Linked DNA regions of Homo sapiens: region 2 is linked to region 1. A link is a contact called in ENCODE Hi-C or POLR2A ChIA-PET data. All regions are on one chromosome and are shown on one strand. Each heading gives the region's core, a stretch centred on a gene start or an enhancer-like site at or near the end of the contact. The rest is flanking DNA. Distances are from core to core; before and after follow the strand shown.

The links. A loop is a pair of places that touch in the nucleus more often than their neighbours do. ChIA-PET counts read pairs that join two places held with the same protein, here RNA polymerase II (POLR2A). Pooled maps may share reads with other maps.
Region 2: a map of heart left ventricle shows a loop between it and region 1 (3-fold over the local background). The contact joins the enhancer-like site here to the promoter of SILC1 in region 1. A Hi-C loop is called at or near these places in 1 of 168 maps with a recorded cell type or tissue (heart left ventricle), 1 of 37 single-sample maps with no recorded cell type and 2 of 50 pooled maps. POLR2A ChIA-PET finds 5 or more read pairs at or near these places in 1 of 52 experiments (Panc1).

The regions. Positions count from the first base shown.
Region 1 is chr2:5,929,475-5,936,753 of GRCh38, reverse strand. It overlaps SILC1 (sciatic injury induced lincRNA upregulator of SOX11), which reads right to left and starts at 4,067. Exons shown (of 2, transcript NR_026832.1): 1 at 3,833-4,067.
Region 2 is chr2:6,348,832-6,356,535 of GRCh38, reverse strand. No RefSeq gene overlaps it. Among named protein-coding and RNA genes, the nearest start is that of LINC01247, 23 kb to the left of the region's middle. RefSeq lists an enhancer at 4,121-4,240. Within about 2 kb of position 4,160, at least 2 of the 41 ENCODE cell types and tissues checked have a DNase peak (open chromatin) inside an H3K27ac peak, as active enhancers do.

The DNA of each region.
Region 1 (7,279 bases), core at 2,818-5,317:
GGAGGAGCGTTTTACTCAGATCAAATACGTCTCTCTTTCTTATCTGACAAATTTTTTTTTTTGAGATGGAGCCTTGCTCTTGTTGCCCACGCTAGAGTGCAATGGCTCACAACCTCCACCTCTCACCACAACCTCCACCTCTCACCACAACCTCCGCCTCTCACCACAACCTCCGCCTCTCACCACAACCTCCACCTCTCACCACAACCTCCACCTCTCACCACAACCTCCGCCTCTCACCACAACCTCCGCCTCTCAGGTTCAAGCGATTCTCCTGCCTCAGCCTCCCAAGTAGCTGGGATTACAGGTGCCTGCCACCATGCCAGGTTAATTTATGTATTTTTAGTAGAGACGGAGTTTCACTGTGTTGACCAGGCTGGTCTCGAACTCCTGACCACAGGTGACCCGCCCTCCTCGGCCACCCAAGGTGCTGGGATTACAGGTATGAACCACCATGCCTGGCCTATCTGCCAATTTTTAAAGCCACCAAAAAGAAAAAAGAATGGAATCACTTTTCCATGTCTTCCAGACATCTATCTATATATAGAGAGAGATAAGGACCTTAGGTAGGTAATTTAACTTTGATAAATAAGGTATAAACAAGATTGTCTTAGCTCTGCTGCCAATCTTGGAAGATCACTTACCTTCTCTAGACCTCAATTTCTTCACCCCTAAAAAGAAGGTATTGATACTAGGGGAATGGCTGAATGAATTTTGATAAATGAATATATTCGTGCTAAGGAAGGTCATTAAATAATTTTGAAAAGTGAATGACAAGGAAAAATGGTTAAGGTAAATTCGGAGCTCCAAAATATTAATATATTTCAAATGATGTAGATAACTTTTAAAGTATTTGGGGAAAATATCAAATGATCAGAAGTACATCTAAACGTTAGAGGATTATGCGTGGTTTTTATTTTCATTTTAATTCTCTAAATTGTAACCAGTAAGTACATAAAATATTCATGGCATTACTCCTTTTCCAAATTAATAAACCTAAAATGAGGGAAGTCAACCAGATAATTTCTAAGCTCCCCTCTTGCCCTGCCAGCTTGAGTTGTAGCTTTATTGCATGCACTTCTCATATGGGGATGGGGCAGGGGCAGGGCCAGGGAAGGGACTGACCCACGCTGGGCCTCTCAGAACACTGCATCCCCAGACCCCAGGGCTGTATTTGGGATGTGTTTGTGAGCCGAACAAGGCCCAACAAAGGATCTGAGGATTTTGCGAGAACTCTAGGGAAAGGGGTCCTCTTTTATCATTGGAGTTACTAATGAGAACTGTCAGAGTTCTCTCTGACAATCCATGGAGAGTGTTTGCTTGTATGAAAGAAAATTCAGAAAAAAAGCAAACTTGAGAAGTAGAGAAAAAATGAACAAAAAACAATACTTATATTTGTTGACTTTATTCAGCCCATGGGTCCAGCTGGGTCAAAGTTGTGTTTAATCTTCCTGGTCACCTGACCCGATACATTTCCTCTCTTGCCTAAACTAGTGTGAGATGTGTCGGTCACAACTCAAAGACTCTGCCTCATGGGCGCAGTTAGGCATCCATGCTGTTCCAGCTTTGCCTTTGTAGCAATCTCTGCTCAAAGGATGGTCACATCCAACAGGAAGAACCATGGAGGCTGTGGTCCTCCTCGTCCTGCTGCATGACTAATTAGAAACACTGCATGCATGCACCCAGGCTCCACCAGGAAGATCTCCTCACTGTCTACACCAGGACGAAGTCAGGGCCTTAAAAACCTCTTTGTGCAAATTACCCAAATCCTAAAACAACATATTGTCATCTGGGAGCAAATCAATGCTGGAATAAATAGTCTAACAATGCAACTGATCCTCACTGAGTGTTTGACCTCACTGTCCACCCCACCATTCAATCTTAATTCCATTGTGAGACCAAGGTTCAGCCTCCGCCCCATCCAGCATAGCTCAAACCAAGGCTGGTGCCCTGGAGGAGCTGGGTGCCTTCAACTGTGGGAATCTCTCTCCCTACAGTGAGCCCAGAGCACCCATGTCCCCCAGCCCTTGAGCTGTAGCCTCCCTGAGACCCCCAGTGCTGGTGTCTGGGCTCTGGGTTTCTACTTTGGTTTCCTGGTTGTTGTTGTCAACCAGAGCCACAGTCTTCTTGAGGACCATGAAACTCTTGGAAGCCCCCAGAAATTGTCATCTTCCCAGAAATTGGATATTCTTTCTTCCTCCCCACAGTTGGACAAGGTTCTCCATCCTGTGAGCCAGGCATTGCACTAGACTCTGGATATATCAGGATGTGAAACCACAGTCCCTTCCTTCAAGGAGCACAGATGAATGGGGCAGGGTGTAGATAATAGCAGTACAATCTTATGTAATAGATACAATGCTGGGTGTTTTTCAGGACAAGGAGAGAAACACCTAAAAGATCAGGGGGAGGCGTTTTGGAGGAAGTGGGAGCGCAGCGTAGCCTTAAACAATGAATACAAGTCATTCAGGTCACTGGAGAGGGTGCCCAGCTTAAGCAGAGGCATGAAGATGAGAAATATCGGGAAGCAAGCAGAAAAATACAAGCAATAGTTGTCACGGAAGCAATGAAGCAGGGCATCTCCCACAATAAGGCCAGAAGGGAATATAGCAGCAAGAGAATGGAGATCACGTCCTCCAATATTAACACGGTCAGGCAAAGGAGGAAGCTCGAACAGGGCCCCCAAGGCAGTGGGGGAGGCAAGTGAGATTTAATCAGGAAGCTAAGACCATTCTATTTGCCTTCTGGATGTATCTGTTTGGTATTGAAACAAGAACATCTGCCTGACTGCGAGCACCGTGTTGTCTCTTAACACCAGACTCTGCCCAGTGGATCAGTCATCCTGGAGATTGACTCCAACTGGGGAATGGCTCAGAGTCATCAGAACAATTTGGTCATCATGACAGGGCTTCAGCCATACTGTTCCAAATACGCCCTCATCCCAGAGCCTGACATCACTCCCGGTCTCCTCTCCAACCCTTAGACCTGTCACTGGGGTCTGACATACACAAAGCTAAGCCCACCAGGGCTAGCACCTGCTGAAGTGCCCACCATGAGCCTAAGTCTGGCTCACATCTGCACTGATGTCATCACACAACACAAAACATGGCTGTATTCATTTTACAGGGCTCTGAATGGGTAGCTGACTTCACTGAGACTATAACCTAGATCTCATGGCCTTTCCAAGTTTACACCTGCATCTTGTCATCACCTTTTCTGTCCCAAAGCACAGAGTCCATGGGTAATTTTTAGGTGTGTCAAACACCAGGCCTTGTGCCAAGGACTCAGCAAACAAAGGTAAATAGGGCACAATTTTACCCCTAAGGAGTTTGAACCTGTCATGGCAAATACATAACCATCTTTTTCAATAAAGAACAGAAACACCAAGAGGTTATGTGATTTGCCCAACACCACAGGGCTTCCTGGTGCCGCTAGGACAGGTTCTGAACTAGAACTCAGCACTCCAGACCCCGTGGAATAGTCCATTGCCAGCATTCCATGATGAGTTCACAGACTATGGAGAGGAATCACCTCTGGGGACCTACTGAGCAGACTCGGGGCAGTTGCTGACACATCCGAGAGTCAGACCTAGTTTTCTCCTTGGCTGGATCCTCTCTAAAGCCATCTCCCTGATTTTAGAGTGGGCTTTATGACCCAGGTGCATGATCAGCCTAGCTCTTGCTTTTCAAAAAGGAATTAGGGAAATGCTGAAAGACACTCGGCAAATCAATCTGTCTGATAGCAGCGTCCAGCCTGGCAGACGGACTTGTTCTCATGCACACGGCAGAGACCTGTACCAGACGACCAGCATCTGAACCCCCGAGCCTTGTCTCACCTGAGCAGGGCTCCCTTTGTCACGGTGTCAGCGGCTCCGAGCCGTGAAGGTTCTGTGCTTCCAACGAGGCTCGTCTGGGAGGCATCAGCACAGCTTTTAGCTTCCTTTAGTGAGGCAGTCGTCAAAACACTGCCGGGACTGCAGAATGAAATCTGGATTTGAGAACCCTCTGCAGGGCTGCCAGGGGTGCTTGGCACTGCCTGGCGCCACCAGCCGGTCCAGCTCCAGCCAGACTGCTGACCTGGCACTGGCGCTGCGTGATATAACTCGCTCTCACGGGGAAGGTTTAACTGTCTCTTCCCCAAGCTCGGAGTCCTCCAGTCTCTGTAGGATGCATCTCTCTGTGATGCCCCTCTTCCCACACTCCGGGCTCCTCTCTGCCAGGGTTCCAGCCGTTCAGGGACTCACAGCCCAACCCCTGTAAACATGCCAGCCAAGAATTCATCATTTTTAGCAAAGTAATTATTAATCCCAAGGCTTCTGTTGAAGTCCTTCTCTTTTATTAGTGCTGCCAATTAAAATATATTTAAGCATAAAGATATTTATAAAGAGTCTAGTGTTTTTCCGTAAATACCTATCGATTGAAATCATTTTAAAAAAAAAAAATCTAGCAACTATTCCCTTATTCCTGTATAACACATTGTTCTCATTTAATTTATATGACTTTAAGACTTCATATGGAAAGGATATAGTTGACTGGGGAGACATGGATACAAAAAAAAGTAACCATGTAGGAAATTAATAATGCACATTGGAATATTAATCATGTCGTTGGAAGAATGCAAGAGACACATAAGAGCATAGAACTGAGACTAAGGAGACCTGGAGACCTGGGTTCCAGTTCCAGAAATAACACGAAATTAACTTTAAAGATTTGTGCAAGTTACTTGGTGCCTGGACGTGAGTAGCTCCCCGGCTTTCAAGCAGTTAGGTTGGTTGATTGCCAAAGTCCTTCCCAGCATCACCATTCTAATATATATTTTTAAGCCAAAACACATATACCTGTGGTTTTTAGAGGAAGTATAATACAGCCATTAGAACCACTGAAGACTCACAGGCTTCTAATCCTCACTGCCCCTTCTTAGCTCTGTGACCCGGACAAATTTTCTACAGAGTAGACACCTCAGTATCCCCGATTACAAGATGGGAGAACATTTGCTGTTACATGAGCTGATGCGTCGCTGTTAAGAATTAAATGAGCTAATTTATGCAAAACCAGCTGGAACATTGCTTCATCTATGGTTTTGCACAATAAATGTTAACTGTTATTATTACTCTATTCAATGGTCCTAATTCTACCACAACTATCTTACTAACTTACTAGTTGGCCAGTACTGGATATGCAGTACTTACTATATTTGTGTAGGAGTCATAGTCTTCATGTAACAGGGTCCTGCTAATGCTTTCAAAGATAAGGCCACATCTCTGTGTTAGAAGACAGATTTTTGGCTTAGGGAAAAAAAAATTTATTGAACACTTACTGTATGCCAGAGTACTCTCTAAAACATTTTTTTCTATATCATCTACATGTTTCAGGGCACTATGTAAAGTGTATTCCCTTTTAATAACAATTTAAAATACTCTCAATTATAAAACAAGGTGATTCCAATGCATAAAATGTACATACTTTGCCCAAAGCTATAGATGTGGTTAGTGTTAAATCCAGGAACCAGGAAGTCTAACTCAAAGTAATTCATCATGTCAATTGCCCAAGCTAAAGGGGGATTCAAATGTATACTGCTCAGGTGGTGGGTGCACCAAAATCTCACAAATCACCACTGAAGAACTTACTCATGTAACCAAACACCACCTGTTTCCCAAAAACCTGTGGAACTAAAAATAAAATTAAATAAAATAAAGGCGAATGCAAACAGAAAGTAGAAACTGAAAAGAGACTTTATAGGAGGGCAATAGAGATTGGTCTTTTTGTCTTCAATCTCTCACCTACAACTTTTTTTTTTTTTTTTTTTTTTGGAGACAGGGTCTCACTCTGTTAGCTGAGCTGGAGTGTGTGGTGCAACCATGTCCCACTGCAGCCTCAACTTCCCAGCTCAATCTTCCCACCTCAACCTCCCAAGTAGCTGGGATTACAGACACCATCATAGCTGGCTAACTTTTAAATTTTTCTTTTGTAGAGAAAAGATCTTATATTACCCAGGCTGGTCTCAAACTCCAGGGCTCAAGAGATTCTCCCACTTTGACCTCCCAAAGTGTTAGGATTACAACTGTGAGCCATAGTGCCTGGCCCCAACTTTTTATTGGTGCATGGACATTACAAAAAGTTTTAAAGTATGAGTCTTCAAAATACGTATTGATATGTACATCACATATACCCCACACTGAATAGTAATAATAGTAGCAACAACAACAACTGAGGACGGAAACCTAGAAGGAAAATGTCTCTCTTCCATCAGCCCCTTTCAGGATGATACCACTGATCTCTACTGAGAAAGCCTAACATTCTACCAGCTGACAGAGAGGAAATGTTTACAGGGCCCAGCTGCAAGATTTCACAGCAGGGCGAGAAGGGTGGATTTAAAGCTGAGAGGCAATAAATTGATGAGGGGAAGAGAACATGTAGATGACAGAAGGGTCCTCACCTCCCAAGAAAAGTCAGGATCCACAGCCAGCCTTAGAGGTTTTCTATTTTAATATTAAAATAAAGTAAAGCCTCCTTTTCCCTATGAATCTATCTGTCATTCATTTAATCAAAAATTTACATTGAAATGTTTAATAAGATGGCTGCGGTGCTGAACATCCTTTACAGATATCAAAAGATGCCTTAATGTCCATCTTAGGTGTTCATTCCCTGGTAAAGGGGATCTCCATTTCCTTCTAATCAGTTCCTACTAGTTCTCGGCATTATTAAATGTATATTTTTCAGTCTACGTTTTTTTATATGATTTTGCACAAGCTGTTCCCCTTTCTATAGAATTTTTATGTGAAGTCCAGGTGAGTTCATGACTCCCACCCTATTCCATCTCTATTTGTTCTACACATTTAGATTATTACATTTAAGTCACCCTGTTATATTTATTTACCTATCTATTTCTCTTGTGAGTCTCTTAGTGACAAAAGCAATGTCTTAGTCGTCTTTGTTTCCCTGAATTTTCATCCAGTGTTTCTTAACCTTTGCACATATTGAAATATGTGAGTGGGTCATTCTTCTTTGTAGGGGGACTGACCTGGGCATTGTACGATTTCAGCAGCATCCCTGGCTTCTACCCACTAGATGCCAGTAACATCCTCTTAGTTGAGCCAACCGGAAATCTCCCCAGCCGTTGCTCAACATCTCTCGGGTGGCAAAATCAATGCCACTTGAGAATCACTACATTAGTATGATTACTAGGTCAGAATTAATACTAAACAACTTGGTCATTGAAAAAAATATCAAATTACAATAGAATCCGTTAAATATAATATAAGCTGCAGTCATTTGACAACTAA
Region 2 (7,704 bases), core at 2,911-5,410, 420 kb before region 1:
CCCAGGCTCACTCTTCGTTGTGTCCAATTTTCTCAGTCTTGGCTCTATGGGGGTCTCTGCAGCTCTTGGGGGGTTGGGCTCGCTGCCAGGCAGCTTCCAAGGCTGGCTCTCCCCTGGCTCAGACTCTGATGAAGTTCTTGACCACCAGGGTTAATGGAGTCCGCCTGACACGGCAGGTCTGGCAGGGGCCCCCAGGGGGATGTGCCCTAGGGAGAAGGAGAACCTGCTTTCACACTCAGAGGCTGGGGCAGGGCTGGAGGAAAGTGGCCCCCTTATTACAACTGGGATTTGAGTGAGTATGACTCTGATCATCCTAAATCATTGAGACTCTATCCTGGTGAAGCACTTCCCTCCAGTCAGCAGGCCGAGGACCAGATGGGGGCAGTTGGCCCAGGGCTATCAGACACCACTGGATGGAGGCCCACACTGGGTAGATGCACCTTCCCCCAGGCCCTCAATCAGCCCCTTGGAAGCTTGGAGAGGATCCTTTAGGTGATGAATGGCCAGGAGAGAGAAGCACATGGGAAAATTCCCTCTCACTTGGCATAGATCTCCACTGCTGCAGAGGAAATACTGCAGGCAGACTTCATCACAAACCTCAGGGAGGATTTATTTGCACCAAGGGAGGTGGGATTGTGTCCTGTGTTGTAATTAACATCAATGAATTTCTCTTTAAGTCAAGAATTTTTGTTGTTATCAAGCCTTTTTTTAGATTAATCTGAAACCCCCAAAAAGAGGAGATAATAGAAATTTCCCTATCTTACATTCAGAAAAATGTGATACATGTAGTTTATGTGAGAAGATAGAGTCAAGGAGAATGTGGAGTGAGGTAGGGGTAGGATCCCGTTAAGTAAAAATGAGGAAGTAAAGGTAATATATGTAATCAGCATTTATTATGTGGGTACCTACTATGTGCAGACGTTATAGTAGGGAAATTTACACATCTTTTTTTCTTTAAAGCTCTGTGATGTTTTTTAAGATTGTAATTATTAACCTTGTTTTAGATATTTGGAACTTGAAACGCTAACAGGCTAAGTATATTTCTAATATGACAAAGCTAATAGGTGTCTAATATGACAAAGATAATAAGTAGTATTTGAACACATCTGTCTGAATCTACCTCATAAAAATAAGGAATACTGTGTCCAACCCCAGGCCTAGAACATGTCATCCCTAATTCTTTGATAATTCATCTCTAGCCATCCTTCACATTTCAGCTTATACACTGAACTTCTGCAATTTTTTTAAATGGAACTTCCACAATTCCCCTGAACACTTTCTTCATTTTCCTCATTGCAGTGGGGGATTTTCTCCTTAGTTGTGTAAGGGTTTTTTTGTTGAGTATTTGTTGGTGATAATATCTTTTTTTTGTTTTTTTGGTTTTTTTTAGATGGAGTTTTGCTCTTATTGCCCAGGCTGTAGTGCAATGGCACAATATTGGCTCATTGCAACCTCTGCCTCCTGGGTACAAGTAATTCTCCTGTCTCAGCCTCCAGAGTAGCTGGGATTACAGGCGCCTCCCACCACGCCCGGCTAATTTTTTGGTATTTTTAGTAGAGACAGGCTTTCACCATGTTGGCCAGGCTGGTCTTGAACTCCTGACCTCAGGTGACCTGCCCTCCTTTGCCTCCCAAAGTGCTGGGATTATAGGCATGAGCCACCACACCTGGCTGATAGTATCTTTTTTTGGTGATTGTTATATTCTTAATGACCAGCCTATGACAAATAAGCATGTCCTAAGTGAACGAATGAATGACTGAATGAATGAATGACAACTAGGTAGCATTGATGATCTAGAGTCCATACTTGGCCTTAATAGTGCTTTTGTGCATTTTCAGAACTGGTTATGACTGTCATACAAGTCAGGCTTTGTTTTCTAATCCTGTCCCGGGAAAACAAAATCCAGTGTTGATATTGCCTAGACATCTCCCTCAAAATATCTAATGTACATTTCATCCATAAAACATTCCCTAGGCTGGAATTCTCATTCATCTTCATTCCTCACTGTGCATCAAGTCATATTATGCTCAGCTATTAGTAATATATACCCACAGTATTAAACATATAGTTGGATAATCTGTTATATTATTTACATAATAGAATTGTGGTGGGCATAAATGTTAATAAATAACAATGCAATATTATTAGTGATCACTTATACTTGCAAAATGATAAATTATTCAGGAGTCTCTTAATTCTTGAATGTAATATTATATTAAATGGAAACTATCGAAGGTATATTTTATTCAAAGCAGACTCGCAACATTTGTACTTTTGAGAGGTCCAATCATCTCACTCTGACTTTATGATTAAAGGAGCCTCGGTGTCACAGAGATTCAAGTTAACTCTGTAAATCGCTGAGGACATTATGAGTTTTCCCAGAATGTCCTAACACTACTGTGTTCACAGAATACTTATTTGAAATGTATGGGAAATCAACTTCCAGGGTTTCTCAGAGGTACTTAAAAGGGGCACTCAGTCACAAATGTTAGAAAGAGAATTTGCCAGATGACCACAGCATATGTTCCAGTGATTTCCACAATCTGGAAAATTATTTTCAGGTCACAGAACAATTTTGCATGGTTCTAGTCTCAAAATCAGAGTTGGTGGTTGAGCACCAGAGAATACTTTTCTCACACTGAAGTTTTGATGGGGAGAGATCTAAAGGTTTCTGAACACTCACTACCTGCCATGTATTTCACTTCTTGTTTTCTTTAATCTTTGCAACAACTCTGAGCTACAAGCTTTAATGCACACGCTAGCCCTCATTCTAAAGCCAAGTAAACAATCCTAGAGCCGCTGAGTAGCTCTTGCCGAAAGGTCTAGAGAAGCGGCAAAGTAGACACTCAAACCCAGATTTACCTTGGGTCAAAACATATGCTCTTTCCACTCCATCCCATGCCAAACCAAGGAAACAAATGTGCCTTTTCCATTATTTTCCTTTGTCAATATTTTGGGTGCTATTTTCTTTCCATCATAAATATAAATCCAACTTCTGTTGTATGTCAATGACTGTGTAATATTTGGGGAAACTGTGGGAACAATCAAGATTCGGTGTCTTCTTCCGTGAACATTTAAACAATTTAAAAACTTAGATCTATTCACTTACTATTTTTCTAAGTGAAGTTAGACTTAACAGGTTTGGCTTTGTTTCTTTAACTACAGCACTACACTGGAGCTGAGCTTGCTTCTGGCCATGGAGTGATACCCCTATGATTCCACTGAAATTACTTTTCCCAAAGCATCCAAACCCCTCAGGTCCAAGGCTGAGACCTGGCTTTCTGAACTGGAGTCCAGCTTTGCAGAGTGACAAGATTTCTGTTTTACTGTAAGGTTTGCACTCCCTTGAATTTTCACTAAACTTCTGCTTCCTAAGCCAGAGGTGCTGCCCCAGGGACGCCCGGGAGGCCTGGATGCAAAGCCCCTCTGCCACCTGGTGACGGGCATGGGAACTGCTCCATCCTGGAATTCTGGGGCCTGGAACAAAGCCTGACCATGATTTATTTTATTATTTATTTATTTTTTTGAGAAGGAACCTCGCTCTTTCGCCAGGCTGGAGTGCAGTGGTGTGATCTCAGCTCACGGCAACCTCCACCTCCCAGGTTCAAAGGATTCTCCTGCCTCAGCTTCCCGAGAAGCTGAGACCACAGGCACGCGCCACCATGCCTGGCAAATTTTTGTATTTTTAATAGAGACGGGGTTTCACCATGTTGGCCAGGATGGTCTCAATCTCTTGACCTCATGATCCGCCTGTCTTGGCCTCCCAAAGTGCTAGGATTACAGGTGTGAGCCACCACACCTGGTTTATTTTTTATTTAAAAAAAAAATTTTATTAATTTCATTTAATTGTATTTGTCCTCAGTGAAGCAGCACTGTCACCCTGGGTCTTATTTTTGGGAAAGTCTCAGTGTCCAGGTTACATTGGCTAAGTCCTTGAGTCCATGAGGAAAGTCAGTCTGAGGGCACTGGCCTCACTTTTTTCACCTTTGGCTTTCTCTTTCCTCCTGTCAGTTTGCTTTCAGAACAGTCCCTGAGAACGTGAGAAACTGCGAATTTACCTTTATGACCAAAATACATTCTTAAGCTTTGGTTTACAAATGGAACCCTTTGGGAAACGACAAAAGAGAAGTGAAAGTTCTCTTAAAGAAATCTCTCAGTCTTCGTGTTTAAGATTCCCCTGGCTGAATGAATGGCCACCACTGACAGAGCTGTTTCTAGATTACCTCCTCGCCTCCTTTCTCCAGATCCAGGTGCTCTCACTTGACTCTATATTGAATGCACAGACTTGGGGAATACTCATTAGACTTCTCCGAGTCTAATGAGTGGCTAATGTTAAGAACCACTGTGAGTCTAGGCCCAGAATACTAAAAACAAAAGGAAAAGGCTGTATCAATCACTTGGATTCACTCTTGTTTGAGGGAAGACAACTAATTAGAAAACTTTAGAACAACAAGATTCAAACATGGTAACCCATGTTTGAATTAATTAAAATCTGAATTAATCTAAGATTATTAGCCCTAGTTCATAATCAAATAGGTCTTTAACATACTATACTAACTTTAAACATTTCAAGTTCACACAGTTTCACACTACAATTTTTGCATTTCTGAAAATTTATATGAAAAAAAGAGTATAAAATGGAAAAGACCTTTAGATCTACCCGAGTTCTCACTTAAACAGGTCTGATGGATTGCAAGTAGAAATGATAAAAGAAGTGGAGGTCAAGTAATCATGGGTGCTTAAGGTCTTGAAAGTATCTAGAATATGTTGCCACCTTTATAAGGTTTCTGGTCTTTGCATACTTAACACATTTTGAGTTCTACAGAGTTTGGCTTTTCATTTTATTGCATTACTTATTCCACAAAAACACTTAAAATAGGTACTTATTTTTAACATTTTTTCTACTAATAAATAAAACATTGTATTGATAAAAACGTGTCACAGTTTCTTTTTCAAGACATCCAGGGAGTAAAGAGGGTGCACGTGAACAAAAAAATTCCACCAAAAATACAAATGACAAGTGTATTTACAGATATTCAGCCATCTTAAAAGAAGCATTTATGGGGATTGTAATGTTAAATGCACACAAGATGAGAAACAAATATCAAAACTGAAGAATTCATATAGAAATGGCAATTAAACAGATGGTACCGGGCAACCAGGCCCAAAGTTTAGTGGTCAATATAAGTCATATACAAGTTAACGTTAATCAGTTAACCAAAATTATAATTAAAAGTGCCTTCTAAACAATACTTCAACTGAAAAAAAAGAAGAGAGAGAGAGTGGAAAAAAAAGGTGTGGATTTCCTCAAGATGGCACATTATATCCATGGACTAGTTCTGCTGAGTTTTATTTTTTTTTTAGAGGCAGTCTCGCTCTGTCGCCCAGGCTGGAGTGCAGTGGCACAATCTCAGCTCACTGCAAGCTCTGCCTCTTGAGTTCACTCCATTCTCCTGCCTCAGCCTCCCGAGTAGCTGGGACTACAGGCACCCGCCACCACGCATGGCTAATTTTTTGACTAGAATTGCACTGAGCGGGGGATATAGGAAAAAGATCCCCTTGTCGCCCAGCTGACTCTGGGGTATTGTGGGTAACATTTTTCCCCAAAGATAAGAAGTTACTGGATACTTCCTACTTAGTTACCTGTGACTGGAAAGACGTGTTTCGTTCTGGTTTTTACATTTTTTTAAATGGGGAAGAAAACAGTAGAAGTACATTTTAGATCTCATCCATCTCTCTGAGAACAAACAAATAGGCCAAAAAATAAAATTCTCCAAAAAAATAACCCCAATAACTAAAAGATTCTGAAGGCTAACACACTGGACCTTCTCTGCCCCGTGTTCTAGTGGGAGAGGAAAAAGGTAGAGAAAATGGACAGAAACCAAAATTTATTGAACAGCTGAAATGTTCCAGACTCTATGCTAAGTTTCTCATGCTCATGATTTTATTATGGTCTTAAATCAACCTTTTGAAAAAGGTGTTATCTCTGCCTCACAAATCAAGGGATTGCGCCTCAGAGAGGTTAAGCAACTTGCAAAATGCCTCATAGTCAAAATGCAACAAATCTTTTATTTGAAACCAGATCGGTTTCACTGATGTTCACACTGCATGCTCTATGCTAAGATTGAAGGTGGAAGAGGAAGAGAGCAGGACATTTGTAACAAAAGTCCCCGTGCTATGTTACTGTTTGTCTCAGATATTGATGGGTTCCAATCCCCTCCATACTGCGTGCGTGACTTTTGTTTCCCTGGATCCACACCTCATTAAATACGTCATAGCTCCTTGGAAGGTGAGATCATTACCATGCCACACATTTGTAGATCCTCAGAAGATGGCCTTGCTTGGTGCGGCTCAGCAAGCGATGAGCACAGCCAGTGGGTTGGCTGTCAATTCCTTTCTTTTTCAGGATAGACATATTTTACTGTAAACCTGTCCATGTCATTGTTGTTTGAATTCGTGAAAAGCTGGCGCCCCTGGCAAGCGAACTCAGGAGGAAACACTGACGATGTCTCCTCCTCCCATTCTCATGCTGCACCAGAGGAGGACCTGGTGGAGAAAAGTATAGACTGAGACCCTCCCGGGGTTGAAACGTTGCTGTTGAAACCTTTTGTTCTACCTTAGTTTCCACATGACATAATCCTCTCTCCTCCAGCATTACACTTAGAGATGAGTTGAACAGAGAGAACCACATTTTTTACCCTTCTGTTGTTCCATTGTTAACAAAAATTAAAATGCAATAAGTACCTATATATTCCCATAAAAATGTGAAACTTGGAACAAGAAGAAATTTCAAGGCAGAAAAGAACACACACTTGTGTTGACACGGATCTGAATAAACAATGACTTGCAAACACACACTCTGAAATAGCAATTGTGACAGCCTATGATGGAATCATGGAGTTGCTAGAGTTGCCCTTCTGGCTTTTTCAAAACTGTTAAAATTGTACTAACTCTTTTTTAGTTCAAGTTAGTAATCTCTATCAGAAAGCTTTGCCTTGTACATTCCGCAGGATTGAGAAGCTCATCAGGGTTCTGACACATCACTCTATGGTACCTGCGAGAGAACTCACCACACTGCAGAGGAACCATGAGCTTCTTCATCAGTTTCTCCCACAGTCTGAAAGTATCTGTGAGTTTTTCTAGTGCACGGTCAATCTTGTCACCTTGAAAATGTTCAATTAAATGTGTATTCAAATGAATGTCAAACTAAGGATCATCTTGGGTTTTATTGGATTTGTCACAATAGATACCAAACTTAATAGGAGAATTTTTTTAAAGATATTTTGGAAACCTTTGCCACTTACCCAGGCTTATACTATTGCTTGCTTTCCTATAACATCTAAAATGATACGTATACTACATATTTTGACCTTAAGTGCTGAAACATTCAGTTTTTCATTGACCAAATGTATGAGATTAGAGTTAAGAAATACATTTTTAAAAAAGGGTCCTAGGATTATCAAAGCCTGGGAATCAGCCACCTCATCTGAATATTCTGCTCTTTGCTAAGGAGGGTGAGGCTGAACAGAGGGACTCAACTGCAGAGATGTACTCAGACCAACTACCTTCCTAACCTCTGTTAGGAAGGAAAGCATCTCTGTAATAGACACTTTGTCCAGACTCCTGAATTTGATCAATGTGGGTAAGAAGATGACTAATCAATGAGAGCTGAACAAAAGGCATTTTATTATTCAAGACTGTGAT